Regions from separate parts of the Homo sapiens genome. Here region 2 is linked to region 1. A link is an interaction called in ENCODE POLR2A ChIA-PET data of the cell type or tissue named here. Cell type or tissue: Panc1. All regions are shown on one strand. Links, peaks and the distances in the headings refer to the core of each region. The heading gives the core; the rest is flanking DNA.

Region 1 (16,270 bases), core at 8,271-16,270:
AGAACCCAGAGGCAGACCCAGATGTGTACAAGGGCTTCATATACAATCAGGAGATTTAATAATCATGCTAGGGGCCGGGTGCAGTGGCTCACGCCTGTAATCCCAAGCACTTTGGGGAGCCGAGGCAGGCAGATCACTTGAGGTCAGGAGTTTGAGACCAGCCTGGGCAACAAAGTGAGACCCTGTCTCTACTAAAAATAACAAAAATTAGCCGGGCGTGGTGGTGGGCGCCTGTAATCCCAGCTCCTCGGGTGGCTGAGGCATGAGAATCACTTGAACCCAGGAGGCAGAGGTTTCAGTGAGCTGAGATCACATCACTGCACTCCAGCCTGGGTGACAGAGTGAGATTCTGTCAAAAAAAAAAAAAGACAAAAAACAACAGGTACGGTGGCTTACACCTGTAATCCCAGCAGTTTGTGAGGCCGAGGTGGGCAGATCACCTGAGGTCAGGAGTTCAGGACCAGCCTGGCCACCATGGTGAAACCCTATCTCTAGTAAAAATACAAAAAAATTAGCCAGGCATGGTGGCGGGTGCCTGTAATCCCACCTATTTGGGAGGCTGAGGCAGGCGGATTGCTTGAATCCGGGAGTTGGAGGTTGCAGTGAGCTGAGATCACGCCACTGCACTCCAGCCTGGGCAACAAGAGCAAAACTCCATCTCAAAAAAAAAATAATTTTCATTTGTAATAGGTATCAGAATGGGGAAAAATATTTGCAGAGTCTAGCACTGATAAGATATCTTCTTAACAAGAAAAAGAGACCAGCCATAACAGGACAATGGGCAAAGGATATGAACAGGCAATTTAGAGAAGAAAGAACTCAAAGCCCAGTAAGGGTGTTCACAGCTGCTCAAACTCGTTAGTCATCAGAGACATGCACGTTCAAACCGTGCGGCGGTATTTTACACCATGAGTCTGATAAAAACAGATCCAGCTTAGTCAAGTGTTGCACATATGTATCTCCCAATGATTCCAATAGTCACACCCGGGTGACTTCCCAAAGAAACTCTCTGGACCTGAGGAAGAGTCGATGAGGACGTTCACTGTAGCATTATTTGTGGGGTGGAGCTGGAGGCAGGGGCATGTCCACCCCAGGGGAGTGGGTGGCTAAACAGAAGGGGTGCACCCCCAAAATTCCTGTCCAGACAGCAGGTAAGAAAAACAATAATAAGATTCATAATACAAGGCTGGGTGTATAAATAGCAAATTATGGACATAAAACAATGGTCCTCATTTTGCAAGGTTAGGAGACTCATTTGCATATTAGCATGGCTGCCACTGGGGAGGGAGAGGGGTGAGGGAAAGAATGAATGAACTGCAGATCTTGGGAGAAATGAAGGCCTTGAAGGCCACACTGAGGCTTGGTTCTCTAAGCAAAGGGGAACTCCCTTTTGTGTGGCTTGGGGCCTGGTCACAGGTATTTAATATAAAAATAAGCCAGGTGATCCTAACATACAGCCAGGATTGAGAATGGGAGAATGGGCTGGGCAAGGTGGCTCACACCTGTAATCCCAGCACTTTGGGAGGCAGAGGTGGGTGGATCACCTGAGTTTAGGAGTTCCAGACCAGCCTGGCCGACATGGTGAAACCCCGTCTCTACTAAGAATACAAAAATTAGCCACGCATGGTGGCGGGCGCTTGTAATCCCAGCTACTCGGGAGGCTGAGGCAGGAGAACTGCTTGAACCTGGGAGGTGGAGGTTGCAGTGAGCCAAGATCGTGCCATTGCACACCAGCCTGGGCAACGAGCGAAACTCCATCTCAAAAACAAAAAACATTGATCGAAGTCTGGCTGTGTTCAGGGGCTTTGCTAAGCTCCTAGTTTTGCGCCATTTAACTCCTGTAGTGGTTACCACCCCCCAAGGAAAAGGTTCCCCCCACCAAAAAAAAAAATAGATTCCCCCCCACTCACAAAAAAAGATAGGTCCACGGAAAATCTGTGAGTGTGGCCTTATTTGGGAAAAGGGTCTTTGCAGATGTGTCCTGAGTTAAGGATCTGGAAATGAGGTCACCCTGGTGTATCCGGGTGGGCTCTTATCTACTGAAAAGTGTCCTTTAGAGAAATGCAGAGGAGATTTGGGGCACACAGAGAAGCAGCCATGAGTCAGGAAAAGCCAGGGGCCTTCCAGGAGAAGCCAGAAGGGGCCAGGAAGCAATCTGTCCTGAAGGCTTCAGAGGGAGGAGAGCCCTGTCCACACCTGCACTTCAGACTTCGGCTTCCAGAACTGAGAGAATACAGCCAGGCATGGAGGCTCACGCCTGTAATCCCAACACTTTGGGAGGCCAAGGCAGGTGAATCACTTGAGGCCAGGAGTTCGAAACCAGCCTGGCCAACATGGCGAAAACCTGTCTCTACTAAAAACACAAAAATTAGCCGGGTGTGGTGGTGGGCACCTGTAATCCCAGCTACTCAGGAGGCAGAGGCAGGAGAATTGCTTGAACCTGGGAGGCAGAGATTGCAGTGAGCCGAGATCGCACCACTGCACTCCAGCCTGGGCAACAGAGCGAGACTCGTCCTCAAAACAACAACAACAACAACAAACCAGAACTGAGAGAATACATGGCTGCTGTTTCAAGCCACCACGCTGGGAATTTGTGATCGCAGCCCAGGAAACATGACCCTCGTAGCCGCCTTCTGCGGAACTACTGTACCTTCCTTGGCCTGTTTCACAGATGAGAGACAGGAACAAAGATGTCAACCTGAGGTCACAGAGCCAGAAAGTGATAGAGGCAGGATTCGAATCCTGGCATCGGGCCTGGGAGTTCCTGCATATCCTCACCATGCAGCACTGAGAAGTGGGTCAGGGCTCCCTTCACTACCCCACTTGTGGGACCACAGTTACCAACAGAGAAGTGCCTGTGTCTTCCCAGGTGGCTGGTCACGGAAGGAGGGCAGGCCCCAAGCCGCAGACTCCAAAAGGGAGGCTGTCGTCCTAGGGTGATCCATGGAGACTTGGGGTGGAGAGGTGTTGGCTGGGGGATGAGATGGGGCAGCAAGCAGGGTCCTGGACTGCCCTTGGGGGACACGGGGGCAGCTCAGAGCCACGCTTGGGGACTGCTGGATTATACGAAGGTGAACTCTCTGTTCCCTCCTCTCCCTGCATCTTTTTTCTTTTCTTTTTTTTTGAGATGGAGTCTCGCTCTGTCGCCCAGGCTGAAGTGCAGTGTCGAGACCTTGGCTCACTGCAACCTCTGCCTCCTGGGTTCAAGCAATTCTCCTGCCTCAGCCACCTGAGTAGCTGGGATTACAGGCACAGGCCACCACGCCCGGCTAATTTTTGTATTTTTAGTACAGACGAGGTTTCACCATGTTGGCCAGGCTGGTTTCGAACTCCTGACCTCAAGTTATCTGCGCGCCTCAGCCTCCAAAGTGGTGGAATTACAGGCATGAGCCACCGCGCCCAGCCTCCTCCTACGTCTTTGTCTCTGCCTTCCTTTGTCTCTCTCTTTCATTCTCCTGCTTAGTCTTTTTCATTATTTGAACAGGTGGCCCAAGCCCATGGTACAAAATGTAAAAGATCCCAAAGGGAATAAATGGGAAAATCAGCCTCCCTCCCACCTTACCTCCTTCCCCATGCCCAGCCTCTCAGTTCTGCTCCCCAGAGGCAGCCACTGATACAAGTTTCTTGTGCTTCCTTCCAGATATGTCTGCATGTACCAGGAAATACTTACATGCATATACAGACATGTATTTTCCTTCATACAGATAGCATAATGGGCCAGGCACGGTGGCTCATGCCTATAATCCCAGCACTTTGGGAGGCTGAGGCGGGTGGATCACCTGGAGTCAGGAGTTCGAGACCAGCCTGACCAACATGGTAAAACCCCGTCTCTACTAAAAGTACAAAAATTAGCCGGGCATGGTGGCTTGCGCCTGTAATCCCAGCTACTTGGGAGGCTGAGGCCGGAGAATCACTTGAACCCGGGAGGCAGAAGTTGCAGTGAGCCGAGATTGTGCCATTGCACTCCAGCCTGGGCGACAGAGAGTCTGTCTCAAAAAATAAAAATAAAAAAAATGTTGAATGTTGGCATAACGGGCACATCCCTCTGCCCCTTACTTTTTCCTACTTAACAATGTATCTTGGTGGTTGTTCCCTGCTGGTACATAAAAAGCAATTTTGATCCTGTTAGCGGCTGTGTAATATTCCATTGAACAGAGGAACCATGAATGATAGGAACAGCCACTGTCACTGGACATTTAGGGGGCTTGGAGTCGTTTGGTGTTTTTTATTTTATTTTGTTTTTTATTTTATTTTGAGACAAGGTCTCACTCGCTCTGTCGCCCAGCCTGGAGTGTAGTGGCACAATCTCAGCTCACTGCAACCTCCGCCTCCTGGGCTCAAGTGATTCTCCCACCTCAGCCTCTCAAGTAGCTAGGATTACAGGTATGTGCCACCACGCCTGGCTAATTTTTTTATTTTATTTTATTTTATTTTTTATTTATTTATTTTTTTGAGATGGAGTCTCGCTCTGTCGCCCAGGCTGGAGTGCAGTGGCGTGATCTCGGCTCACTGCAAGCTCTGCCTCCCGGGTTCACGCCATTCTCCTGCCTCAGCCTCCCAAGTAGCTGGGGCTACAGGTGCCCGCCACCACGCCCAGCTAATTTTTTTGTATTTTTAGGAGAGACTGGGTTTCACCGTGTTAGCCAGGATGGTCTCGATCTCCTGACCTCGTGATCCACCCGCCTCGGCCTCCCGAAGTCCTGGGATTACAGGCGTGAGCCACCGTGCCCGGCCAATTTTTTTCTTTTTTGTAGAGATGGGGTTTCACCATGTTGCCCAGGCTGTTCTGGAACTCTTGAGCTCAAGCGATCCTCCCGTCTTGGCCTCCCAAAGTGTTGGGATTACAGGGGCCCTCTCTTCCTGTTTTCTGGCTCTTTGTGTATCTTGTTGCTGTCTCTGCCTCTCCCTGTCCACACTCTTCCCTCCTTCTATCCAACCTCAGTCCTGCCTCTCTGTCGCCCCCTGCAGGGTGAAGTGGGCTCACTGCCCCTCCAACCTCACAAACCTCTGTGGTTTGTATCTGGGGCAGACAGCACCCACCCCAGCCCACCTTTCTACTACCCCTGCCCCCTCCCGACCTGGCTGCACTTTCCCACCCTCCACAGCCCTGATAGAGAGCCCAGGATCTGCTCCCCCAGCCCCAGGTGCCCACCCTCCAGGACCCCTGCCCTTCCCCCTCTACCAGCAGGCTTGGGCCCCAGGACGTGCTGACTCCTGGGGGTGACAGGTTTTGCAGCAGGTGCAGTGGGAGCTAGGCTTGGGCAAGTTGGAAGCGGTGCCTCGGCTGGGTCAGAGCCTCTTCCTCCTGCCGCCCAGCCGGGCCTTCCTGCCCTCCCTGCCCAGCAAGCAGAGCAACGTCAGGTCAGCCCTGGGCTGGGGACAGACAATAAACAGACCTGCCCAAGGCCCTGCCCTGGTGAGGATGACATTCGGGCAGGGTGAGAGACTGTGATCCAGTGACAGCCACACGCACAGAGGTATTTACAAAGCATGCTGAATGCAAGAAAGGACGAATGGGGTGTGATAGAGAATAGCAGGGAAGGGGAATTTATCTGGCCTGGGGATGGCCCAGCTCTCTTTCTTTGTACCAGTAGAGAACAATCACCAAACCATCTTGTTAGGCAGAAAAAAGCAAGAAGGGTGTGTGCCGTATGACAAGGTGACTTGTTTTGTTTTGTTGAGACAGTCTCTGTCACCCAGGCTGGAGTGCAGCGGCACGATCTTGGCTCACTGCAGCCTCGACTTCCCAGGCTCAAGTGATCCTCCCACCTCAGCCTCCGAAGTAGGTGGAACCAGAGGCACTTCCCACCATGCCTGTTTTTTTTTGTTGTTGTTTGTTTGTTTTTGGTAGAGACAGGGGTCTCGCTATGTTGCCCAGGCTTGTCTCAAACTCCTGAGCTCAAGCCATCCTCCTACCTCAGCCTCCCAAAGTGCTATAATTACAGGCACTGCACCAGGCCAGTTTTTTTGTTTTGTTTTGTTTTGTTGAGACGGAGTCTTGCTCTGTCACCCAGGCTGGAGTGCAGTGGCACTATCTCAGCTCACTGCAACCTCTGCCTCCCAGGCTCAAGCGATTCTCCTGCCTCAGCCTCCTGAGTAGCTGGGATTACAGGCATGCACCACCATGCCTCGCTAGTTGTTGTATTTTTGGTAGAAACGGGGTTTCGCCATGTTGGCCAGGCTGGTCTTGAACTCCTGACCTCAAGTGATCCGCCTGCCTCAGCCTCCCAAAGTGCCCGGATTACAGGTGTGAGCCACCATGCCCGGCCATTGGCCGGCTTTTATTATTTCATCTAGTTCCCTGGTTGTCGACAAGGTGATGCTTCCCAGATTTTCATCTCAGCCCCGACCCCTCTCTCAGACTCCAGCCGGTACATCCAGTTGCCCCTGGCATCACCCCTGCGGATACCTCGTACTTCACATATATGCATGGAGTACTTGATTTCCCAAGAACCCCCTCAAAGAGCTGCCCCATTCTGTCTGACCTCATCTCCCCTTCATTCTCTTCACCCCACACTGGCCTCCGTGCTCTTCCCCAACCCACCAAACCCCGTCGCACCTCAAGGCCTTTGCACTGACTGTTTCCTCTCCCAGAATGCTCCTCTCCTAGGCCTTTGTGCAGCTAATTCCTTCCCCTTCTTCAGGTTTCTGCTCAAATATCACCTCCTCCGAGAAGCCCTCCCTGACCACCCCAACTAGGCAAGGCTTCCACCTGCTCTTCTCTGCCCTGACAGCGCATTCTTCACCTTCAAGGCACTTAGTGCTGTTTGTCAATTAACTAGTTACTTGTTGAATTGTAACTAGTTAATTGACATCCCTTCCCCCACAAGGCTGCAAGCCCCGTGGGGACAGGAATGGTGTCTGTTCTTTCACCACATTACACCCCAGTGCACAGGGCTTGGCCATTGAAGGCATCTCATAAACATCTGTTGAAAGAACAGGTGGTAGAAAGCAATGAGAGGCTCCGGACCTTGTTTGCTTTATAAAAATTATATTTTTTATCAGCCTGGGTAACATGGGGAGACCCCCATCTCTACAAAACATTTAAAAATTAACTGGGCATGGTGGTGTGTGCCTGTGGTCCCAGCTACTTGGGAGGCTGAGGTGGGAGAATCACTTGAGCCCAGGAGGTTGAGGTTACAGTGAGCTATGGTGGTGCCACTGCACTACAGCCTGGTGACAGAGAGAAACCCTGTCTCAAAAAAAAAATTACACTTAGGCTGGATGTAGTGGCTCATACCTGTAATCCCAGCACTTTGGGAGGCCACAGTGGGTGGATCACCTGAGATCAGGAGTTGGAGACCAGCCTGGGCAACATGGTGAAACCTCGTCTCTAGTAAAAATACAAAAAAAAATTATTTGGGCGTGGTGTCACATGCCTGTAATCCCAGTTACTGGGGAGGCTGAGGCAGGAGAATGGCTTGAACTTAAGAGGCAGAGGTTGCAGTGAGCCGAGATTGCACCACTGCACTCCAGTCTGGGCAACAGAGTGAGACTGTCTCAAAAATTACACTTAAAAGTGTAATAGGCTGGGCACAGTGGCTCATGCCTGTAATCCCAGCACTTTGGGAGGCTGAGGTGAGCAGATCACTTGAGGTCAGGAGTTTGAGAACAACCTGGCCAACATGGTGAAACCCCATCTCTAGTAAAAATACAAAAATTAGCTGGGTGTGGTGGCAGGTGCCTGTAATCCCAGCTACTCGGGAGGCTGAGGCAGGAGAATCGCTCCAACCCGGGAGGTGGAGGTTGCAGTGAGCCAAGATCGTGCCACTGCACTCCAGTCTGGGTGACAGGGCGAGACTCCATCTCAGGAAAAAAAAAAAAAAAGTGTAATACTTAAAAGAAGTAATACGCATAAGTGATACCAAATCCAAAAGTTTCAAAGGACATAGAGTACAAAGTCATTGTCCCCACCTTGCCTGTCTCGGACGCCACCAGATCTCGCCCGCAGAGTCACTTTCTGGAAGAGATCTGACAAATCTTCATTTTATATACATATATATATATATATATATATATGTATGTATATTTTCTTCTTCTTTTTCTTCTTCGGCATCCATTTTGAAGCACAAGGCCCACTGTTCCATATCTTGCTCTTCTACTTAATAACTGCCTCGTAGATACTTTCTTATTAGCAACATAGAGAGAATTGGCATACTGTTTTTGTTTTGTTTCTTATTGAGGTATAATTTACATACAATAAACTACGCCCATTTTAAATCTACAGTTTGCTGAATTTTGACAAATGTATACACCCATATAATGACAACTGCAATTAAAATGGAACTTTCTCATCAGCCCACAGCATTTACTCTTGTGCCTTTTTGTAGTTAAGCCCCACCAGCCTCGTGAAATTACAGACCTGCTGTATCTGATTCTAGATTAGTTTTGCTTTTTCCAGAACTTTAGATAACTGGAATCACATAGTCGGTACTCTTTTATGTCTGGCTTCTTTCTTTCCTTTTTCTTTATTGTTCTTTTGTTTATTTATTTACTTTGAGTCGGAGTTTCACTCTGTCGCCAAGGCGACACTGAGCAGTGGTGCAATTTTGGCTCACTGCAACCTCTGCCTCCCGAGTTCAAGCGACTCTCGTGCCTCCCGAGTGGCTGGGATTACAGGCGTGCATCAACGCTTGGCTAATTTTTGTATTATTAGTAGAGACAGGGCTTCATCATGTTGGCCAGACTGGTCTTGAACTCCTGAGCTCAGGTGATTCGCCCGTCTCGGTGTCCCAAAGCGTTGGGATTACAGGCGTGATCCGCCGCGCCCGGCTTTCTTTTTTCTTTATGCTCTAAAATCTATCACTGGCCAGGCCTAGTGGCTCACACCTATAATCCCAGCACTTTGGTAAGTCGAGGCAGGACTATCTCTTGAGCCCGGGAATGTGAGACCAGCCTGGGCAACACAGTGAGACTCCCATCACTACAAAAAATACAAAATTTGTAAAATAAATAAATTTTAAAAATGTATCACTGTATTGCCTGGCTTCTTTCATTCATCACAATGTGTTTGAGAGTCATCTGTGTTTTGTATGTACCCATAGATCATTCCTGGGCTGGGCGTGGTGGCTCACACCTGTAATCTAACACTTTGGGAGGCCGAGGCGGGAGGATTGCTTGAGCTCAGGAGTTCGAGACCAGCCTGGGCAACATGAGGAGACTCCCTGTCTCTACAAAAAAATACAAAAATTAGTTGGGCTTGGTGGTGTGTGTTTGTGGTCCCAGCTACTTGGGAGGCTGAAGCAGGAGGATCGTTTGAGCCCAGGAGATGGAGGTTGCATTAAGCCGAGATCGTGCCCCTGGACTTCAGCCTGGGAGACAGAGCCAGACCCTGTCTCAAAAAAAAAAAAAAAAAAAAAAAAAAAGGTGATTCCTCTCCTTGCTGAAGTGTGCTCCATTGTGGCCATTCCAGTTAGTTTATGCACCCACTCGTTGCTGGGCACTCGGGTTCCCCTCAGTTTGCAGCTGTTATGAAAAAGTACCGTGACCAGGTCTCTGTGTGGACAATGTTTTCATTTCCCTTGGCTAACTACTTCAGAGCAGGGTCACTGTGTCGTAGGTTGTGCATATTTTTTGTTTTATAAGAAATTGTCGGCCAGGTGCAGGAGCTCATGCCTGTAATCCCAACACTTTGGGAGGCCGGGGCGGGTGGATCACAAGATCAGGAGTTCAAGACCAGCCTGGCCAATATGGTGAAACCTCATCTCTACTAAAAATACAAAAAAATTAGCTGGGTGTGGTGGTGCATGCCTGTAATCTCAGCTACTCAGGAGGCTGAGGCAGGAGAATCGCTTGAACCTGGGAGTCGGGAAGTTACAGTGAGCCAAGATCACGCCACTGCACTCTAGCCTGGGCGACAGAGCAAGACTCTGTCTAAAAAAAAGAAAAAAAAGAAAAGAAATTGTGCAATCCTTTTCCAACGTGGTCATACCACTGCTCGTGCTTTCTGTACTTCGTGATATATGAGACGTGGCTTTGGGGAAGAGGGACTGTGTTGGTCACCCAGGCTTTGACGTATTTGGGAAATAGCCTGTCGGGGCTGAACCCCCATATTAGGGACTTTACCATCCCCCTGCTGGAGAGAGGGGGACGTTTGGGACTTATTGTTAGAATGCACTTGGAGGCCGGGTGCAGTGTGGTTCACCCCTGTCATCCCAGCACTTTGGGAGGCCGAGGCTGCAGTGAGCTGTGATCAGCATCACTGCACTCCAGCCTGGGCAACAGGGAAAGATCCTAACTCAAATAATAATAATAATAATAATAATAATAATAATAATAATGCACTTGGCTTTGCAGGGCCCAGCTGTGGCCCTGGATCCCTTGGATTGAAGTAAAAGGGTTTCTCATAGATTCTGGGGCCCATCACAATTACTGAAGCCGGCTCCTTGGAAATAAATGCACATTTCTCAGAGGCTCCCTGGGTGAATCTGACAGAACCTGCCCTAAAGTTTGGGAACCGCTGAGTTTGGGAACCACAAAAGCCCTGAGATGCAAGAGAACAGGTCCTGGAGGCAGAGACCAGAAACCCAGGACCTTGGATGCTGGCCAAAGAGATGGGATTTTTCTCCTGAGGGCACTGGGGAGTCATGGAGGGCTTAACTGGGGGAGTGACACAGTTCAGGCTTTAGTCCAACCCCTGTGGCTGTCATGTGTATGGGTGTGTGTGGAACAGATGTGAGCGAGGCACCCAGAAAGGAGATCATGTGAAAACCACAGCCAGGGTAGGGGTAGGCAGGAGGGGATGTCAATCTCTACAGACTCTAGTTTTCTTTATTTTCCTTTATTATTTTTTTTTCAATTCTTTTTATTTTTTATTTTTTGAGACAGAATCTCTCTCTGTTGCCCAGGCTGGAGTGCAGTGGTGCCATCTTGACTCACTGCAACCTCCACCTCCCCAGTTCAAGTGATTATCCTCAGTAGCTGGGATTACAGGCATGTACCACCATGCCTGGTTAATTTTTGGTATTTTTAGTAGAGATTGTATTTTTAGTTTCACCATGTTGGCCAGACTGGTCTCAAACTCCTGACCTCAAGTGATCTGCCCACCTCAGCCTCCCAGAGTTCTGGGATTACAGGTGTGAGCCACCGAGCCCGGCCTATTATTATTGTTTTTTGAGACAGGGTCTCGCTCCATCACCCAGGCTGCAGTGCAGTGGCGGCGCCATCTCAGATCACTGCAACCTCCACCTCCCAGGCTCAAACAATCCTCCTGCCTCATCCTCCCAAGTAGCTGGGACTACAGGCATGTGCCACCACGCCTGGCTAACGAGGTCTCACCACGTTGCCCAGGCTGGTATCCAACTCCTAGGCTCAAGTGATCTGCCCGCCTCAGCTTCCCAAAGTGCTGAGATTACAGGCACAAGCCACCGCATCCAGCCACTCTACAGACTCCTGGCTGCCCTTCTGTCCTAGTCTCCTCCGGCTCCCAGCCACTCCCTGCCCTGGATTCTGACCTGGGCACAGCTCTGACTACACTCACCAGACACCCCTCCTTCTCCTTCTCCTCCTCCCCCATGGCGATGACAGGTCTCAGGCAGGGAGGGTGGGCAGCCAGGACAAGGGCGTGGGTTTGTGTGCGTGTGGTGGTGGTGGGAGTGTCTGGTCGTGCGTGTGTTGTGAGCTCTGCCAGTGTTTGCCTGGGAATCTGCTGGGGACTTCCAGGTGCAGTATTTGTTGATCTGCTCCCTCCCCTGGTTTTTCCCCACCCGCTGGGCACTGGTTAATTCCCAACTTTCCAGGGCAGTCACTTCACCTCTCTTGCCTCAGTTCCCTGATCTGTCAATAGAGATACAATTACCAGTTCCCAACTCTGCAGGGTTGTGAGGTTCAAAGAGTCCAAGACTCAATAAATGTAACCATCATCTCCTGCTTGCTTCTGTATGAGCCCATGTTTCTTCCCAGGGGCGATTTGTTTTTTGTTTTGTTTTGTTTTTGAGATGGAGTCTTGCTCTGTTGCCCAGCCTGGAGTGCAGTGGCACGATCTCAGTTCACTGCAACCTCTGCCTCCTGGATTCAAGCGATTCTCCGGCCTCAGCCTCCCGAGTAGCTGGGACTACAGGCACGCACCACCATGCCCAGCTAATTTTTTTTTTTTTTGTATTTTTTTTTTTTTTTAGTAGAGATGGGGGTTTCACCATGTTAGCCAGGCTGGTCTTGAACTCCTGACCTCAAGTGATCCGCCTGCCTTGGCCTCCCAAAGTGCTAAGATTACAGGTGTGAGCCACTGCGCCTGGCCTGTTTTTGTTTTTTGTTTCTTTGAGACAGGATCTCATTCTGTCACCCAGGCTAAAATGCAGTGATGCGATCTCAGGTCACTGCAACTTTGACCTCCTGGGCTCAAGCGATCCTCCCACCTCAGCCTCTTGAGTAGCTGGGACCACAGGTGTGTTCCACCAAACTGAGATAATTTATTAATTTTTTTGTAGAGATGGGGTCTTGCCATGTTGCCCAGGCTGGTCTCAAACTCGTGGGTTCAAGTGATCTTCCTGCCTCAGCCTCCCAAAGTGTTAGATTACCGGTGTGAGCCACCACACTCAGCCCTTGGGGGCAATTTGAATCTGTGTCCCTGTGTATGTTCTCTAAGATTCTGTATGCGAGTGTGTCTAACTCGTTGTGTACCAGCTGTGCAACCTTGGGTGAGTTACTAGACCTCTCTGTGCCTAGTTTCTTCATCTGCTAAATGCACATGACTTCCTAGTCATGCTACTTCCTAGGGTGGATGTGGAGACTGAATTAATTGCCTAATTAATTACCTAAGTCCATTGCAACTAATGGACTTAGTGCAATGCCTGGCATGAGGGCAGCCTCAATTACATGATCATTATCACTGGGGCGTGACTTCTGTCCCCCACCCGCTGAGTGTCTGTGAGTGTCTGAGCGTTGGGGCAGGAAGTGCCTGTGAAAGCATGTGGAGTTATCTGGGACTATATGGGACCCAGCCTGGGAAGGCAGCTTCTGTTTCCATGGCACCCCTCACAGGGTTGTTGTATTGGAAAGACCCGTCCCAGAGGGCATCCGCCAGCACACAGCTGCACACACATGTTTGCTGTTACTTTTCCTTTACCTATAAAATGCCAGTCATAGTAGCACCCACCTTGTCTTTGTAGGAGAATGAAATGAACTTAGAGGCGCTCAGTAGAAAGCACTCACGCCTGTAATCCCAGCACTTTGGGAGGCCAAGGCAGGTGGATCACTTGAGGTCAGGAGTTTGAGACCAGTCTGATCAAGAGGGTGAAACCTCGTCTCTTCTAAAACTACAAAATTAGCTGGGTGTGGTGGCACATGCCTGTAATCCCAGCTACTCGGGAGGCTGAGGCAGGAGAATCACTTCAACCCGGGAGGCGGAGGTTGCAGTGAGCTGAGATCGTGCTTCTGCACTTCAGCCTGGGTGACAGAGTGAGACTCCATCAGAGAGAGAGAGAGAGAGAGAAGCAAGCGCTCAGTGCTGAGCTTACCTGGGCCAGGTAGAGGGATGTGGCCACGGGCAGGAAGTGGCTGTGGGAATCTGGCGCTACAGGTTCCTCTGCCACCCCACTTCCTCCACACCTGACCTCCTGTCCCCACCTGTGCCCCGTCCCTTGCTCCCACCTCCTCGTGACCTCTGATGGGGGAGGCTTCTGCAGCCCCCCACCCCAGTCCCAGGCAGGGGTGCAGGCCCCCAGAACACCCAGTTGGGATCACTGCTTCCCTCTCACTGCCATCTTTGTGCCTCCCTGGGGTCCCCCATCTCTGAGGCTCCTCATCTCTGGTTTTGGGTGTCTCTCTGCTCTCCTCACCTTGGTTTTCTGGACAGTATGTGTCAGGGCCCCAAGGGGGTGTCCCAGGTGAGGACAGAGAAGGAAGTGGCAGAGGCAGGACCTTCCCTTTGCACCTCAGCTCATCCATCCACTCCCCCTCTGCAGAGTGGGGAGGGGGAGGAGGGGGGTCTTCGTTAATTAGCCTCTTAATCCTGCCATGCTGGATCTTAATGAGGTGCACGGGTCCCATTAGACAGCCCGGAGCCCTGGCATTAGCACATTAGTCACACGCTCTGTCAGGCTCACGCTGGGTCCTCAGCTGGCCCTGGGAAAATTGGGGCAGGAAGTCTGGGGACCTAAGGAGGGGGCTGGTGCCTGGACTTCTGGGTCTGAAGAAGGAGGGGCTGGTGCCTGGACTCCTGGATCTGAGGGAGGACGGACTGGGGGCCTGGATTCCTGGGTCTGCGGGAAGAGGGGCTGGTGCCTGGACTCCTGGGTCTGAGGGAGGAGGGGCTGGGGTCTTGAATTCCTGGGTCTGAGGGAGGAGGGGCTAGGGGCCTGGACTCCTGGGTCTGAGGGAGGAGGGGCTGGGGTCTTGAATTCCTGGGTCTGAGGGAGGAGGGGCTAGGGGCCTGGACTCCTGGGTCTGAGGGAGGAGGGTCCGAGGGACAAGATCCTCCCCCGACACGCCCCTCTCTTAAATGTCAGCCAGGGTGCCCTGCCCCTTCCCGCTCCCAGTTAACCCCAGCCCTGTGAAACCGGGACAGTCGCGCAGCCTCGAGGGATGGAGGAGGTGCGTGAGGGACACGCGCTCGGTGGCGGGATGGAAGCCGATGGGCCCGCGAGCCTCCAGGAGCTGCCTCCCTCGCCACGGTCGCCTTCACCGCCGCCGTCGCCGCCACCACTGCCCTCGCCGCCGTCGCTGCCATCGCCCGCAGCCCCGGAGGCCCCCGAGCTCCCCGAGCCGGCGCAGCCGTCCGAGGCTCACGCCCGGCAGCTGCTGCTGGAGGAGTGGGGGCCGCTGAGCGGGGGCCTGGAGCTGCCCCAGCGCCTCACCTGGAAGCTGCTCCTGTTGCGGCGGCCGCTCTACCGCAACCTGCTGCGCTCGCCCAACCCCGAAGGTGCGCAAGGGCCCAGAGCAGCCAGGAGGCACCACCCTGACCGTCTGTCTCTTCCTCTTTCCCTGTTTCCTTATCTCTCTACCTCTTTGTCTCTCTCTGTCTATGCATTTCTCTGCATCCCTCTGTCTCTTTTTCTGTCATTGTGCCTCTCCATTTTACCACCTGTCTCTCTGTCATGTCTCTTACCTACCTCTCTCACACCTCTCCCTCACACCTCTCCATCTCTCTTTCTCTCTCCTCCTCTCTCTCTCCCCCTCTGCCTATGTTTCTGTCTCTTGAGACGGAGTCTTGCTGTCGCCCAGGCTGGAATGCAGTGGTGCAATCTCAGCTCACTGCAACCTCCGCCTCCCAGGCTCAGGCAATTCTCCTGCCTCAGTCTCCCGAGTAGCTGGGATTACAGGCATGCACCACCATGCCTGGCTAATTTTTGTATTTTTAGTAGACACAGGGTTTCGTCATGTTGGCCAGGCTGGGCTGGTTTCAAACTCTTGGCCTGTCTCTTTCTCTGGGTTCTTCTCTCTGTCCCTCTGTCTCTGTCTGTCTCACCACACCCCACTTACCCCTGGCATTGCCCTCTCCCCAGCCCAGAGCCCTGACTCACTCATCCCTGCCGGGCTTCCCTGACCTGGCACAGATTCCTGCCCTTCCAGTGTATAGCCCTGCGGGTAGGGAGGGGTGAGGCGGTGGAAGATGGAGGGGCTGCCCAGAGGCTCCACTCACCTGTCCATTTCAGGCATCAACATTTATGAGCCAGCACCCCCTACTGGTCCCACCCAGCGACCCCTGGAAACTCTGGGTAAGTGCTTGGAGGGCCAGGTTGCTGAGGGTGGGGAGGGTCCTCCAGCGTTGGGGTGTCCTAACCCTTTGCTCCCCAACCTGCAGGCAATTTCCGTGGCTGGTACATTAGAACTGAAAAGCTCCAGCAGAACCAAAGGTGAGTCGCCAGGGCCAGTGTGGCTTACACTCCATTCCCTGCTCCACCCTTCCTCACTGTGAGACCTGGAGAAACTGACTTGGCCTCTCTGGACCTCCATTTCCTGCTCTGTAAACAGGGTTAGCATAAGAGAGAATGCTTGTAAAACACACAGCATAGGGCCCGGCCAGGTCTGGCTAGCACCAGTCAATAGCAGCTATTATTGGTTTTTGGTTTTTGTTTTTAAGATGAAGTCTCACTCTGTTGCCCAGACTGGAGTGCAGTGACGCAATCTCAGCTCACTGCAACCTCTGCCTCCCAGGTTCATGCAATTCTCCTGCCTCAGCCTCCTGAGTAGCTAGGATTATAGGTGTGCGCCATCATGCCCAGCTCATTTTGTATTTTTAGTAGAGACGGAGTTTCACCATGTTGGCCAGGCTGGTCTCGAACTCCTCACCTCAAGTGATCTGCCTGCCTCAGCCTCCCAAAGTGCTCAGATT
Region 2 (16,270 bases), core at 4,029-12,028, 100 kb after region 1:
AATTTTATTCATCTTTTCAAAGAACCAGCTTTTGATTTTATTGTCTTTATTGCTTTTCTGTTTTCTATGTAATTGATTTCTCCACCTCTTTATGATTTCTTTCCTTCTGCTTGATTTGAGTTTACTTAGCTTTTTCTAGTTTCTTGAGGGAATGCCTTGTTTAGTAATTTGAGACTTTTCCTTCATTTTTTTGTTTTTTTGAGACAGAGTCTCGCTCTGTCATCCAGGCTAGAGTGCAGTGGTGCCATCTCGGCTCACTGCAACCTCTGCCTTCCAGGTTCAAGCGATTTTTGTGCCTCAGCCTCCCAAGTAGCTGGGGTTACAAGTGTGCACCACCACACCTGGCTAATTTTTGTATTTTTAGTAGAGACAAGGTTTCACCATGTTGGCCAGGCTGGTCTTGAACTTCCATCAAATGATTCACCCACCTCAGCCTCCCAAAGTGCTGGGATTACAGGCTTGAGCCACCACATCTGGCCATTTCTTCATTTTTAATATAAGCATTAAGTGCTATAAACTTCTCTCTAAGACTGCTTTAGTTGTATCCCACAAGTTTTGGGGGAGGTTTCTTCCTGTTTTTTTTTTTTGAGACAGGGTCTCATTGTGTCACCCAGGCTGGAGTGCAGTGGTGCTATCACTGCTCACTGCAGCCTCAACCTCCTGGGCTCAAGTGATCCTCCCTCCTCAGCCTCCCAAGTAGCTGGAACTACAGGTGCACACCACCACACCCAGCTAATTTTTAAATTTTTTGTAGGACCGTGTCTCCCTATGTTGCCCAGGCTGGTCTTGAACTCCTGGGCTCAAATGATCCTCCTACTTCAGCCTCCCAAATTGTTGAGATTACAGGCATGAGCCACTATGTCCAACCACGAGTTTTTATATGTTGTATTTTTGTCCTCATTCATTTTGGCTATTTTTTTTTTTTTTTTTTTTGAGATGAAGTCTCACTCTATCGCCCAGGCTGGAGTGCAGTGGCACAATCTTGACTCACTGCAACCTTCACTTCCCAGGTTCGAGCAATTCTCCCTGCCTCTGGCTCCCAAGTAGCTGGGATTACAGATTCCTGCCACCACACCTGGCTAATTTTTTGTACTTTTAGTAGAGACAGGGTTTCGCCATGTTGGCCAGGGTGGTCTGGAACCCCTGACCTCAGGTGATCAGCCCTCCTCAGTCTCCCAAAGTGCTGCGATTACAGGCATGAGCCACCCTGCCCAGCCTAACTTTTGTATTTTTGATAGAGGTGAGGTTTCACCATGTTAGCCAGGCTGGTCTCAAACTCCTGACCTCAAGTGAGCCACCCACCTCAGCCTCCCAAATGCTGAGATTAAAGTGTGAGCCATCACGCCTGGCCTCCATCCATTTACTTTTAACCTACCTATGTCATTATATTTGAAATGAGTTTCCTGTAGACAGCATACAGTTTTTTAAAATATATTCTGCCAATCTCTGTATATAAACCATTTGCATTTAATGTAATTACAGATATATTAGAACTTAAGTCTCCCATCTTATTTTTCTTCTGTTCCTTCTGTTTTTTATTCTTGTTTCCTTTTCATTGCCCTCCTGTGGATTACTAAGCTTTTTTTTAGTGTTTCATTTAGCTTTATCTATAGTTTTTTTTTTTTTAGTATATCTCTTTATATAGTTTTTTAGTGGTTGCTCTGGAATTACAGTATATATATAACATCACAATGCAATAGTATTAATATTTTATCTCTTCAAATGGAATGTAGGAAACATCACAATTTAGGTCCCTTTATCCTCCCTGATTTATAAATATATAGGTATCTTTATTTTGTGGTGGGGGAACAAAGTCTCGCTCCATCACCCCATTTGGAGTGCAGTCACAGCTCACCGCAGCCTCATCTCCCTGTCTCAGGTGGTCCTCCCACCTCAGCCTCCCAAGCAGCTGGGACCATGGGACCACAAGCACCTGCCACCACGCCTGGCTAATTTTTGTATTTTTGGTAGAGATAGGGTTTCGCCATGTTGCCTAGGCTGGTCTCAAATTCCTGAGCTTAAACAATACACCCACCTTGGCTCCCCCAAGTGCTGAAATCATAGGCATGAGCCACCATGCCCGTCCCCACTTTCTTTCTGTTCATCCAGAACATCAGTGATGTGAGTGTTAAAACTTAATGTACTAAAGGTCCCTGGAGCTCTTTTCTTTTCTCTTTTTTTAGAGACAGGGTCTCACATTGTCCCCCAGGCTGGAGTGCAGTGGTGCGATATTGGCTTGCTTTAACCTCCACCTCCCTGGAGTTCTTTTCATTTTTAAAAATCTACTTTCTATCCTTTGTTCATACTTCAATCTATTTGCTACTTACTCTCTGTTGTTCAGAATGAGTAATTTCTATTGACCTATCTTCAAGTTTTCTGATTCTTTCTTCTGCCATCTCCATTCTGCTATTTGGCCCTTTCAGTGAGTTTTACTTCAGTTCTTGTATTTTTCAGTTCTTATATTTCTCTGTTCTAAAATTTCCACTCAATTCTTTATACCTTCTATTTCTTTGATGAAACTTTCTATTAAAAATTTTTGTGTCAGCCAGGTGCAGAGGCTCACTCCTGTAATCCCAGCACTTTGGGAGGCTGAAGTGAGTGGATCACGAGGTCAGGAGATCGAGACCATCTTGGCTAACACGGTGAAACCCCGTCTCTACTACTAAAAATACAAAAAATTAGCCAGGCGTGGTGGCAGGTGCCTGTAGTCCCAGCTACTCAGGAGGCTGAGGCAGGAGAATGGCATGAACACGGGAGGTGGAGCTTGCAGCCACTGCACTCCAGCCTGGGCGACAGAGCAAGACTCTGTCTCAAAAAAAAAAAAAAATTGTGTCAAAAGTATTCATGATTGTTTGTTGAAGCATTTTTATGACAATTACTTTAAAATTATTGTCAGAGAGCCAGGCATGGTGGCTTACACCTGTAATCCCAGCTACTCGGAAAGCCAAAGAGGGACGATTATTTGAGGCCAGGAGTTTGAGGCCAGCCTGAGCAACAAAGTGAGATTTCACCCATATCTTAAAAAGCAAATAAATAAAAATTTTTTAAATATTTTTGTCCAATAATTTCAATATTTGTATCATTTTAGTGTTGGCATCTATTGATTGGCTTTTCCCATTCCACTTGAGATTTTCCTAGTTCTTGAGATGATGAGTATAACAAGTTATTTTCTCTTGTATCCTGGACTTTTGAGACATTACATTATGAAATGCTGGTTTCTTTTTTAATCTTGTCATTGCTGAGGCAATAATCAGAGCTCTGTTCACACATTTCTGGTGCTAGTCACCTTACACAGTGAACAAATCACAAGTTTTGGGTAATTTGTTACATAGTAATTGTAACGAGACACACACACACACACACACACACACAAACAAGCCTATTTGTACATAAAAGAAGAAATTGTCTACGTGTGCAGGTATAATTCTTTTGCTCCTTGGGCCCCAGGACAGCAGTAGAGTAAAAATGGCTGTGTGGGGTCCTTGGTGGGGTGGGAATTAGAGGTGATAGGGCCCCCACCATAGTTTAGGTGACCTGAAAGCTGGGCTGTATATCTGTTTTAGTGCATTTGTGTTGCTATAAAGGAATACCTGAGGCTGGGCAATTTATAATGAAAAGAGGCTTATTTGGCTCACAGTTCCGCAGGTTGTACAAGACGCATGGCACTGGCATCTGTTCCTGGTGAGGGCATCGGGCTGCTTCCACTCAGGATGGAAGGCAAAGGGGAGCTGCATGTGTGGAGACCATGTGGCAAGAGAGGAAGCAAGAGAGATGAGAGGTGCCAGGCTCTTTTTAACAAGCAGCTCTTGAGAAACCTAACAGAGTGAGGACTCACACATTACCTCAAGGATGGCACCAAACCATTCACAATGGATCTGCCCCCAGGACCCAAACACCTCCGACTAAGCTCCACCTCCCAACATTGCCATACTGGGGATTAAACTTTTTTTTTTTTTTTTTTTGAAACAGAGTCTCACTCTGTCACCCAGGCTGAGTGCATGATCTCAGCTCACTGCAACCTCCACTTCCCGGGTTCAAGCGATTCTCGTGCCTCAGCCTCCCGAGTAGCGCCACCACACCTGGCTAATTTTTTGTATTTTTAGTAGAGACAGGGTTTCACCCTGTTGGCCAGGCTGGTCTTGGACTCCTGACCTCAGATGATCTGCCTGCCTCGGCCTCCCAAACTGCTGGGATTACAGGTGTGAGCCACCACGCCCAGCCCTTATTTTTTTTTTTTTTTAATTTGTAGAGATGAGGTCTTGCTATGTTGCCCAGGCTGGGCTCAAACTCCTGGGCTCAAGCAATCCTCCCTTCTCAGCCTCTCAAAGTGCTGGGATTATAGGCATGAATAATCGTGCCAGGCCAAAGACAAGTTTTAACAGTCAGCTCTCTGGCCACAAATTATTTATATTCCTTCCACATGCAAAATAGACTCATGTCTTTCCTCAACCTCAAAAATCTCATCTACTATGGCAGGCTCAGATGCAAGCCCCAGGATCTCATCATCTAAATCAGATCCAAGTGTTGGGGAGGCTACAGTATTGCCAGCATATAGACCCTCGAGCACTTCTGGAGAGAGGGATACAGGTGCAACTATTTGGGAGAGCAAAGGATGAATATGTAGAGCTGTGCTGCCCATCATGATAGCCACTAGCCACATACAGTAATTAAATTTAAATAAAATGAAATAAATTGAAAATTCAGTTCCTGCATTGCACTTGCCAAATTTTAAATACCTAACAGCCACATTGGACCGTAAAGATGCACAATATTTCTGTCATTGCAGAAAGTTCTAATGAACAGCACTGATTAGACCATATAAGCACAGGTATGCCCTGTGACCCAGCAATCTTCAGTTCAGGTTCTCCCAAAAGCATATCCTGAAGCCAAAGATGCAGGTGGCTTATTTGGGAGCTGTTTCCCAGAAGCACAAGCGAGTGGGGAAACTGAGCCAGGAAGAGCAAAAAGCCAATAAATGGTGCAGAGTCTGGAGTAGAGGGAGGCACCTAGAGCACTTCCCTGACTCAGAGTGAGCACCTCCTTAATTTTTGTTTGTTTGTTTGTTTGTTGAGACAGAGTCTCACTCTGTCACCCAGGCTGGAGTGCTGTGGCACAATCTCGGCTCACTGCAGCCTCCGCCTCCCAGGCTCAAGCGATTCCTGTGACTCAGCCTCCTGAGTAGCTGGGTTTACAGGCACATGCCACCACACCCAGCTAATTTTTGTATTTTTAGTAGAGACAGGGTTTCACCATGTTGGCCAGGCTGGTCTCGAACTCCTGGGCTCAGGTGATCTGCCCACCTCGGCCTCCCAAAATGCTGGGATTACAGGTGTGAGCCACCACGCCTGGCCCCCTGCTTAAATTTTGACTCTGGTCCCCTAATTTGACCCACCCTAATTCCAGCCCCCAAAAAGGCTACTGCTGTGAGCAGCTAGAAGTCATTTGTTCTGGGGACAGTCAGAAGATCAAGGAGTCATGTAGAAGTCGCCCGAGAATTGACCCTCCAAGGGAAAGGGAAGCTGCAGTATTTATTCCATTGCTTTCAGCCCTCACTGTTTGAGGACTGCTACTGGGGGAATCAATCCTGCTACTTCCAGTCCATTCTGCATGTGGGCAGTAGAAAGGCCTTGGTCTCCAGCAGAGAAGCAGAAAGATCCAAGCACGTGAGGCAGGAAACTGTCAGCCTGTGTGGGAACTGACCACCATATCCACAAGCCGAGGGGATACAGTAGAGGGCATCAGCTGGTGTGCTACCGTATATTCCAGAAAGCCGCCCACCCAGAGGACAGGTGTGAGCCTTATGGTAATGGGGAGCTAGAGGCAACCTAAGTGTCCATCACTGGGGGAATAGGTAAGTAAAAGTGCTGTGGTTGTATACACCATGAAATACAGTGCACAGGAAACTTGATGTACACAGCTTGTGAAGAGATCTCAGAAGCAGTGTTAAGTTAAAAAATAAAAAAGAAAGAAGTAGAAGATTTATAGCACAATTCCACTTATGTAAATTGGAAACACATACACACACGAGATCACAAATTATAAAGATACATCTTTGCAGCTATTTATCAAGTGCATTATAGTGGGTGTCTGTGGGGGTGCGATGGGAATGGGAATTGGCAATGGAGGAATAAAAGCCTTGGAGGGTCTTTCATGGGCCAATTGTGATCCTGTGTTATGATCTGAAGAGTATGATTAATAACTTTCTGCACCAAAGGGCTAAGAAAAAAAATAAAGGAGTGAAAATAGGAAATGTCTGCACATCAGAGCAGTTTCTTACCTGCTACACAATTACTATTACTGCAGGGATGATGATAGCAAGGCAACCAGACTCACCGCCTGCCTTCTCTCCAGGCAGCCCCTCCAGTCCCCAGGAAATGCGCTTGCCCCCAGCGAATAAGGAGTTCCCTACCCCTCTCATGCTACCCAGAGGGACAGAAAGGAGAAGTGGGCCTGCTACCCCCAGAGGTTCTCATCTTCTACCTGGGCTGCATATGGAATAGGGAGCAAGTACATAGGACTCATCATACCCCATTTCTGCCTCTATCCCACTGTGGGACCTTAGGCAAGTCACTTTGCCTTCCTATGCCTCAGTTATCTCACTAGTAAAATGGGCATGATTATTGTATTAGTCAGGGTTCTCCAGAGAGACAGAACAAATAGGATGTTTGGATAAATAGATGATAGATAGAGAGATATAGACTAGATAGATGAGAGAGATAGACTAGATAGAGAGAGAGAGAGAGAGAGAGAGAGAGAGAGACTAGATAGATGAGAGAGAGATAGGAGGGGATTTATTAGGGGAATTGGCTCAGACAATTAGGGAGGCTAAGAAGTTCCACAACAGGCCATCTGCAAGCTGGAGAACCAGGGAAGCTTGTAGTGCAGCTCAGTTCCAGAATAAAAGCCTCAGGACTTAGGGGGTAGCTAGTGCAAGTCCCAGCATTTTTTTTTTTTCTGAGATGGAGTCTCACTCTGTTGACCAGGCTGGAGTGCAGTGACATGATCTCAGCTCACTGCAGCCTCCGCCTCCAGGGTTCAAGCGATACTCCTGCCTCAGCCTCCCAAGTAGCTGGGACTACAGGCCTGTGCCACCACGCCTGGCTGATTTTTATATTTTTAGTAGAGATGGGGTTTCACCATGTTGGCCAGGCTGGTCTCGAACTCCTGACCTCAAGTGATTCACCTGCCTCAGCCTCCCAAACTGCTGGGATTACAGGCGTGAGCCACCATGCCCAGCTGCACATCCCAGCATTCAAAGACCAAAGAGCCTGGAGTTCTGATGTTTAAGGGCAGGTGCAGGGTGTCCCAGCTCATAAGAGAGAGCAAATTCTCCTTTCCTCTGCCTTTTTGTTCTATTCAGGCCCTCGGCCAATTGGATGGTGCCCACCACATTGGGTAACAACGGGTCTTCCTTACTCAGTCCATTGATTCAAATGCCAATCTCTTCTGGAAACACCCCAGAGTCATACCCAGAATTAACGCATCACCAGCTATCTGATAAACTTAACCAGTCAAGGTGACACCTAAAATTAACCATCACAATTATAAAAATAACTACTCAGAGAAACATTAGGAGCATGAACTGAAATTAGTTAATGGGACATTCTTAAACCAATGGCAGAAGCTCCTTCTTGGCCAGGAGCAGTGGCTCATGCCTTTAATACTAGCACTTTGCGAGGCTGAAGCAGGAGGATGGCTTAAGGCCAGGAGTTCAAGACTGGCCTGGGCAACATAGTGAGACCCCTATCTCTACAAAAATAAATAAATAAATAATAAAGTAAGGTGGTGGCTCACGCCTGTAATCCCAGCACTTTGGGAGGCCAAGGCAGGCAGATCATCTGAAGTCAGGAGTTCGAAGCCAGCGTGACCAACATAGTAAAACCCAGTCTCTACTAAAAATACAAAAACTAGCCAGGCGTGATGGCATGCACCTGTAATCCCAACTACTTAGGAGGCTGAGGCAGGAGAATCGCTTCAACTCGGGAGGCAGAAGTTGCAGTGAGCCAAGATTGCACCATTGCACTCCAGCCTGGGCAACAAGAGCAAAACTACGTCTCAAAAAATAATAATAACAATAAAATAAAAAACAAGCTTTTTTTTTTTTGAAACAGGATCTCACTCCATCACCCAGGCTGGAGTGCAGTGGCACGATCTTGGCTCACTGCAACCTCCGCCTCCCGGGTTCAAGTGATTCTCATGCCTCGGCCTCCTGAGTAGCTGAGACCACAGGCGCATGCCACCACACCTGGCTAATTTAGAATAAAAAAGAAGCTTCCTCTCTGCCACTCAGGTAGCCTTATCCCTAATCTCAGCCTCCGTCAGGGACTCCCTGAGGCCAGTTGGCTGAAAGCTGCCCAGGGAGTTCTAAGGATTTCAGTTTCTCTTTCCTTCTTGATGCAGCTCCCAGCTCACTTGGCCCTGCCCACACCTGTTCCCTCATCAGGCTCCCAGACGGGCCCCGCCCACTCATGCCTCTTAAGTCAAAGTGGAAATTCTCATTTCCAATTACCTTTTCACTTTACACACATCATCTTGGATTGCCCATTTTGCGTGGCTAAAAAGCAGAGCCATGCCGCTGGGGAAGCAGTTGCGATTTAGCCATGGCTGCAGCTTGGACCGTGGTGCTGGTGACTTTGGTGCTAGGCTTGGCCGTGGCAGGCCCTGTCCCCACTTCCAAGCCCACCACAACTGGGAAGGGCTGCCACATTGGCAGGTTCAAATCTCTGTCACCACAGGAGCTAGCGAGCTTCAAGAAGGCCAGGGACGCCTTGGTGAGTTCCTGTTGCTGTGGATGAACCACTTCTACGGGTGTCCCAATTACTGCCCTTCTACTGTGGGCTAGCCTCTAGCCTTCCAACTATGGCAAACCTCTATCCTTTCTGCACTGGGTTAAACCCATGCTGTCAGGCCAACTTCATCCTTGCTGCTATGAGCTAGCTTCCAGCCATCCTGCTGTGGGCTAACCCCTGCCCTTGCTCTCTAGGAAGAGTCACTCAAGCTGAAAAACTGGAGTTGCAGCTCTCCTGTCTTCCCCGGGAATTGGGACCTGAGGCTTCTCCAGGTGAGCTGAAAGTCAGGCCCCCTTCACCCTTCCCTTGACCCTCTCCCCCCTCTTCTTAAGTGGCCCCTTAGCCTTCTTTGTTTCCCTTGTCCTTCACTCTCTTGGACCTCTCCTCACCTGTCCTGTGCCCCTGCCACTTCAAAACTGCTCTCTTGACTCTGTCCTTCCCCTGGGTCCCTTTTATCATCTCCCATCGGCCCCACTTCCCTAGCTCGCTCACCTGTCCCTGTCACTTCCACTCTCACTCTTCATTTCTCTCCCAAATGTCTCCAGTCTGTCGCCCACCTGTGCCTTTCGTCCTGCTCCACTTCTCCCTGTCTGTTCCCAACACTGACCCCCTCTCCCTCTCACCTGCCTCTGTCACCTGTCCCTCATTATCTCTCACTGACATTCATCCAGCTCATGCTCCCCCCTCATCCACCCTTCTCTTTTTTTTTTTTTTTTTTTTTTTTTTGAGACAGAGTCTTGCTCTATGGCCCAGGCTGGAGTGCAGTGGCATGATCTCGGTTCACTGCAACCTCTGCCTCCCGGGTTCAAGCAATTATCCTGCCTCAGCCTCCCGAGTAGCTGGGATTACAGGCATGTGCCATGATGCCCAGCTAATTTTTGTATTTTTAGCAGAGACGGGGTTTCACTATGTTGGCCAGGCTTGGTCTCGAAATCCTGACCTCAGGTGATCCACCCGCCTCGGCCTCCCAAAGTGCTGGGATTACAGGCGTGAGCCACCACACCCAGCCCTACCCTTCTTCTCTGTGCATGCAACTGTCCCTCTCTTACTGTGCCCCCAACCTGCTTTCTCCTCACCCGTCCCCACCCCGCCCCAGAGAACTTCTGTGACCCCCGTAAGTCCCCTTTCATTTGTCTCCATTTCACTTATCCCCTCACCTGCCTCCTTGACCATCCTGCCTCACCTGTATCCTTCCTCATGTCTTCCCCCTCCTGTCTCCTTCTCCCCAGACCCCTCACCTGTCCCCACCACATGCACTGTGTCACCGACCTTCCCCAGGACTGCCTACCTGTCCCCACTAACTGGGTCTTCTTGCCTGTTCTCCCTCACCTGCTCTTTCTCACCTCTCCTCAGGTGAGGGAGCGCCCTGTGGCCTTGGAGGCTGAGCTGGCCCTGACGCTGAAGGTCCTGGAGGCCGCTGCTGGCCCAGCCCTGGAGGACGTCCTAGACCAGCCCCTTCACACCCTGCACCACATCCTCTCCCAGCTCCAGGCCTGTGTGAGTCCTTGGGGCCCGGGCACCCAGGTCTGTGGGCTCTGAGCAGCATCCTTCCCCTGTGGTGGCCCAGGCTCCGCCTCACACACCGCCCTCTTCTGCCCACAGATCCAGCCTCAGCCCACAGCAGGGCCCAGGCCCCGGGGCCGCCTCCACCACTGGCTGCACCGGCTCCAGGAGGCCCCCAAAAAGGTGAGTGACCCAGGAAGAGAAGGACCAGGGTCTGGGGAGCCAATAGGAGCCCAGACCCTGGACAGCCCCTGACCCATCCCCTCCTCCCCTACAGGAGTCCGCTGGCTGCCTGGAGGCATCTGTCACCTTCAACCTCTTCCGCCTCCTCACGCGAGACCTCAAATATGTGGCCGATGGGAACCTGTGTCTGAGAACGTCAACCCACCCTGAGTCCACCTGACACCCCACACCTTATTTATGCGCTGAGCCCTACTCCTTCCTTAATTTATTTCCTCTCACCCTTTATTTATGAAGCTGCAGCCCTGACTGAGACATAGGGCTGAGTTTATTGTTTTACTTTTATACATTATGCACAAATAAACAACAAGGAATTGGAACCTTCTGTGATAGGTGAATCCTTGAGTGTGTGTGTGATTGTGGGTCTGTGACTGGGTGTGGATGTCTGGGTGATGCAGGCAAAATTTGTGACTCGTTGTGTATATTTGTGTGTGCCTGACTTCTGTGACTATGTATGTATTTGTATGGAAATGAGTGTCTGCCTGAACTTGAGTCTAACCAAAGGTGCGTAACTGTGCATGTTCATGCCCACACGTGTGCAAGTATGTGTGTGTACTGCCAGGCATGGTGGCTCACACCTGTAATCCCAGTGCTTTGGGAGGCTGAGGCAGGCAGATCACTTGAGGTCAGGAATTTGAGACCAGCTTAGCCAACATGGTGAAACCCTGTCTCTACTAAAAGTACAAAAATTAGCCGGGAGTTGTGGCATGACCCCGTAATCCCAGCTACTCGGGAGGCTGAGGCAAGAGAAATGCTTGAACCCGGGAGGTGGAGGTTGTGGTGAGCCGAGATCACATCACTGCACTCCAGCCTGGCCACCAAGAGAGAAACTCCATCTTAAAAAAAAAAAAAAAAAAAAAAAAAAAAAAAAAAAAAAGGCCAGCCTCCGTGGGCTCAGGCCTGTAATCCTAGCACTTTGGGAGGCCAAGGCGGGCAGATCACTTGAGGTCGGGAGTTTGAGACCAACCTGACCAACATGGAGAAACCCCATCTCTACTAAAAATACAAAAATTAGCCGGGTGTGGTGATGCATACCTGTAATCCCAGCTACTCGGGAAGCTGAGGCAGGAGAATCGCTTGAACCCGGGAGGTGGAGGTTGTGGTGAGCGGAGATCACGCCATTGCACTCCAGCCTGGGCAACAAGAGTGAAACTCCGTCTCGAGAAAGAAAAAAAAAAAAAGAAAGAAAAGAAAAGAAAAGCGGTCAGGATGCTACATCCTGGAACCTAACCACAATGGTGTGAGAAGCCCAGACATACAGAGAGACCACATATAGGTACTCCATCTGATAGTCCCAGTATAGCTTTTGAATCACCCCAGCTCAGGAACCAGACATGCGAGTGAAGAAGCATTTAGATGACTCTAGGTCCCAGCTGGAGCAGAGACAAGCCATCACCACTGGGCCCTGATTAAGTTCCTGACCCACAGAAACTGTGAGCATAATAATATTTGTTTTACGCCACTAAGTTGGGTTTGTTATAAGGCAAGAAATCATTGAAACAGTGAGAGAGCCACCAGCCCATCACAATTCACTGTGAGGTGTGTCACAAGAAATTTATTACCAAAATAACTCATCAGAGTTTCTTTTTTGGGTTGGGGAGAGGGGGACAGCGCCTGGCTCCATCGCCCAGGCTGAAGTGCAGTAGTACGATCTATCTCAGATCACTGCAATCTCCACCTCCTAGTTTCAAACCGTCCTCCCACCTCAGCTTTCCGAGCAGCTGGGACTACAGGCATGTGCCTCCACCCCCACTTAATTTTTGTAATTTTTGCAGAAACGGGGTTTCGCTATGTTGCCCAGACTGGTGTCGAACTCCTGGACTCAAGAAATCCTCCTGCCTCGGCCTACCAAAGTGCTAGGACTACAGGCGTCAGCCACCACACCAGCTCCACCAAGGTTTCTGAATGGTTGACTTTTTGTTACATTACAGGGGATTCAGAATAAAATTCCATTCTTATAATCCTATAACTCTCACTTCTTTGTATCGTTTGTTTGTTTGAGACGGAGTCTTGCTCTGTCACCCAGGCTGGAGTGCAATGACAAGATCTCAGCTCACAGCAACCTTCACCTCCTGGGTTCAAGCGATTCTCCTGCCTCAGCCTCCTGAGTAGCTGGGACTACAGGCACATGCCACCACTCCCAGCTAATTTTTGTATTTTTAGTAGAAGCAGGGTTTCACCATGTTGGCCAGGCTGGTCTCGAACTCCTGGCCTCAAGTGATCCTCCCACCTCGGCCTCCCAAAGTGCTGGAATTATAGGCATGAGCCACGGCTCCCAGCCTCCTTTGCACTCTTGAGTATTTTCTTGATTAGGAGTCAGAGGGCTGAAGTACAGCCATACACAGAAATTACACACAACCAACGGGCAAAAGTTGAAGCACTCCCTTTGATAACCAAAAACAAGTTAAATGTTCCCAGGTGTGGTGGCTCACGCCTATAATCCCTGCACTTTAGGAGGCCTAGGTGGGAGGACTGTTTGACCGCAGAAGTTAGAGACCAGCCTGAGCAACATAGCGACCACATCTTCACAAAAAAACTTAAAAATTAGGTAGGCATGGTGGCACATGCCTGTAGTCCCAGTCCCAGGAGGATGGCTCGAGTCCAGGAGGTTGAGGCTGTAGTGAGCCATGATCGTGCCACTGCACTCCAGCCTGGGTGACAAAGTAAGACTGTCTCAAAAAAAGAAAGAGAGAGAGAGAGAGAAAGAAAGGGGAGTTAAACGTAAAAAAGCTATTTGTAAATGTCTTAAAAATTTACACATAACCTCACAGCCATTCCCACTACATTATAAAGTCTGTGACTAGCAGAACCTCAGTTTGGGTAGGGGGCAGCATGGTGCCCTGCCCAGGACATGAATTTCTGTCCCTTTTGCCTGATACCTGCTTTCCCAGGCTCCCTCGCAGCTCAGGGTGGCCATGAAATTAAGGGCTTCTTAAATAATTTATGCTGGGTACAGTGGCTCACTCCTGTAATCCTAGCACTTTGGGAGGCTGAGGCAGGCAGATCACTTGAGGTCAGGAGTTTGAGAACAGCCTGCCCAACACGGCGAAACTCCATCTCTACTAAAAATACGAAAATTAGCCGGGTGTGGTGGTGCGTGCCTGTAACCCCAGCTACTCGGGAGGCTGAGGGGCAGGAGAATCGCTTGAACTCAGGAGGCAGAGGTTGCAGTGAGCCGAGATGGTGCCACTGCACTCCAGCCTGGGTGACAAAGCAAGACTCCGTCTCAAAAAAAAAAAAAAAAAGTTAATTTATGTAAAAAATGTAACAGAGCTTGGCAAAGGCGGAGCCCCATACATGTGTTTGTTGCTGTTACTCTTATTATTTTAACATATTTTTCTTCCTTAATACAAACAGAACTCTTTCCCACTTGTTCCCTTCCTTCCTGCTTAGTTCATTGGTATGAGGATGTGAGACCCAGAGCTATGGCAACCATTTTGTGACCACAAGGCAACAAGTTTAGGGTGTGAAGCTATCATTTTGAGGAAGGTAGAACAAAAGAGTAGAAAACGGGGTCCTTGCTGATATTAATAAGCCATTGCACCAAACCCCAGAATCCCCTAACTCCAGACTTACTCTTAGGTGACATAACTGAATGTCTTTCTTGCTTAAGTCGTGTTAATTGGATTTTTCTGTTTCTTGTGGCCAAATGTATCCCCACAAATTCATCTCTGCATGGCCAGCACTGAACCCAGAGAATGTGGTCAATTAATATTTCATAAAAATTTTAATCATATAGGACATGTCTGAGCCCAGGCATATGAGTCTCTTCAATTATGAATGTTGCAATGGAAGAAAACAAGGTTGCAAATCTCTACTTGGAGATGCCAAGGCTTTATAGAAGAGATTTTGAACTGGATATATTTTAGTTTTGCCTGAGCAGCATCCATTACTCCTGGTAACAGTGCTTCAATTTTCCTTCGGAAATGACCTCCTTTCCTACTCCCTCATTTGGCTGGACACATGACTCCAATTTGATCAATTAGAGCAAGCACTCCATCTCCAGAGCACAGTAACAAGTTTTCCTTGTCCTCTCTCATGGTGGCCTTTGCTTAAGTGGTTCCCTCTGCTTAGGACAGTTCCCACCACTCTCCCACGACCAAGTCTTCACCTGGCTCATTTCCACAATATCACTTCCTCCTCCAAAAATCCTTCTGCATAGTACACCGGGGTTTCTATTGCTTTATTTTTTATTTTATATATATATGTGTGTATATATATATATATATGTGTATATATATATATATATGTGTGTATATATATATATATTTGTGTATATATATATATATATATATTTTTTTTTTTTTTTTTTTTTTTTGAGACAGAGTCTAGTTCTGTCACCCAGGCTGGAGTGCAGTGGTGCGATCTTGGCTCACTGCAACCTCCACCTCCCAGGTTCAAGTGATTCTCGTGCCTCATCCTCCTGAGTAGCTGGGATTACAGGCACCCGCCACCATGCATGGCTAATTTTTGTACTTTTAGTAGAGACAGGATTTTACCATGTTGGCCAGGCTGGTCTCGAACTCCTGACCTCAGGTGATCCACCCGCCTCAGCCTCCCAAAGTGCTGGGATTACAGGCATGAGCCACTGTGTCCAGCCTCTATTGCTTTTATATGCTCAACAAGCTTTCTTATTTTTTTTTCTTTTTTGAGACTAGCATATTACAGCAACAAGCTTTCTTTGTTTTATTTTTTTTTAAGATCTTGCTCTGTCATCCAGGCTGGAGTGCAGTGGCTCAATCATAGCTCACTGCTGCCTCAAACTCCTGGGCTCAAGACCACCTCCTGAGTAACTGGGACTACACGTACACACCACCATGCTTGGCTAATTTTTTATTTTTATTTTTGTAGAGACAGAGTCTCGCCATGTTGCCCAGGCTGGTCTCAAGCTCCTAGCCTCAAGTGATCATCCCACCTTGGCCTCCCAAAGTTCTGGAATTACAGGTATGAGCCACCACACCCAGCCAACAAGATTTCTTATCCTACTTTTTCTGGAGAGTATTTACCTTCAACCACATAAAATTGCCAATACTATACAATGTGTGACCTACAAAAATGGCAAGTTCATGTGGTTCAACCTAATATTTAGCAATCCCTACTTCCCAGGACACACAACCGGGACATAGGACCCACCCACCCCCTACCTGGCCAATCAAAGCATTCCATTCATTCCCTTGGATGCGGCAATCAGTGCAGGGGTTGCTATGTGACCTCGGCCAGGCCGATAAGAGCTCTTCCCTGAGATTTTTCTCTTAGGACTAGAGATTCTGCCATTTTATCTCTGGGCTCTGGAAAGATTGAGTCTGTGTCTGTAAATAAATGACCATTTTCCCCCGCCACATGCAGTTGAAAGGGATGAGTCTGAGCTGAGCCAAGCAGAGAAGAGAGCTGTGTAGGGAGAGTGTCTTGGTGGGGTTGAGTCTGGGTTCCTTTCTCTAAAGCTCTGTTCCTTGTAGCTTTGCAATCACCCCACAACTTTTTCTTTTTTTTTTTATTTTTGAGACGGAGTCTCACTCTGTCACCCAGGCTGGAATGCAGTGATGTAATCTCAAGTGATTCTCCTGCCTCAGCCTTTCAAGTAGCTGAAATCACAGGCACCCACCATGCCCAGCTGATTTTTGTATTTTTAGTAGAGATAGGGTTTCACCATGTTGGCGAGCCTGGTCTCGAACTCCTGACCTCAGGCGATCCTCCCACCTTGGCCTCCCAAAGTGCTGGGATTACGTGTCAGTCACTGC

What was found. Peaks named below come from ENCODE experiments on the same cell type or tissue, not always from the same donor. Only the 100,000 strongest peaks of a DNase experiment are listed, where the experiment ranks them.
Region 2: POLR2A ChIA-PET joins it to region 1 with 10 read pairs; 3 of 35 experiments call an interaction of 5 or more read pairs at or near these places.

The regions. Positions count from the first base shown.
Region 1 is chr19:39,182,463-39,198,732 of GRCh38, forward strand. It overlaps NCCRP1 (NCCRP1, F-box associated domain containing), which reads left to right and starts at 14,502. Exons shown (of 6, transcript NM_001001414.2): 1 at 14,502-14,857; 2 at 15,591-15,653; 3 at 15,740-15,791. The coding sequence starts at 14,521. It also overlaps a transcript of PAK4 not described here. In Panc1, for the core only: no CTCF peak of the experiment used is centred there; a DNase peak (open chromatin) is centred at 12,829.
Region 2 is chr19:39,287,822-39,304,091 of GRCh38, forward strand. It overlaps IFNL1 (interferon lambda 1), which reads left to right and starts at 8,586. Exons shown (of 5, transcript NM_172140.2): 1 at 8,586-8,771; 2 at 8,984-9,061; 3 at 10,143-10,286; 4 at 10,392-10,475; 5 at 10,570-10,852. The coding sequence starts at 8,601. The coding sequence ends at 10,695. In Panc1, for the core only: no CTCF peak of the experiment used is centred there; a DNase peak (open chromatin) is centred at 5,047; H3K27me3 peaks cover 1,164 bases.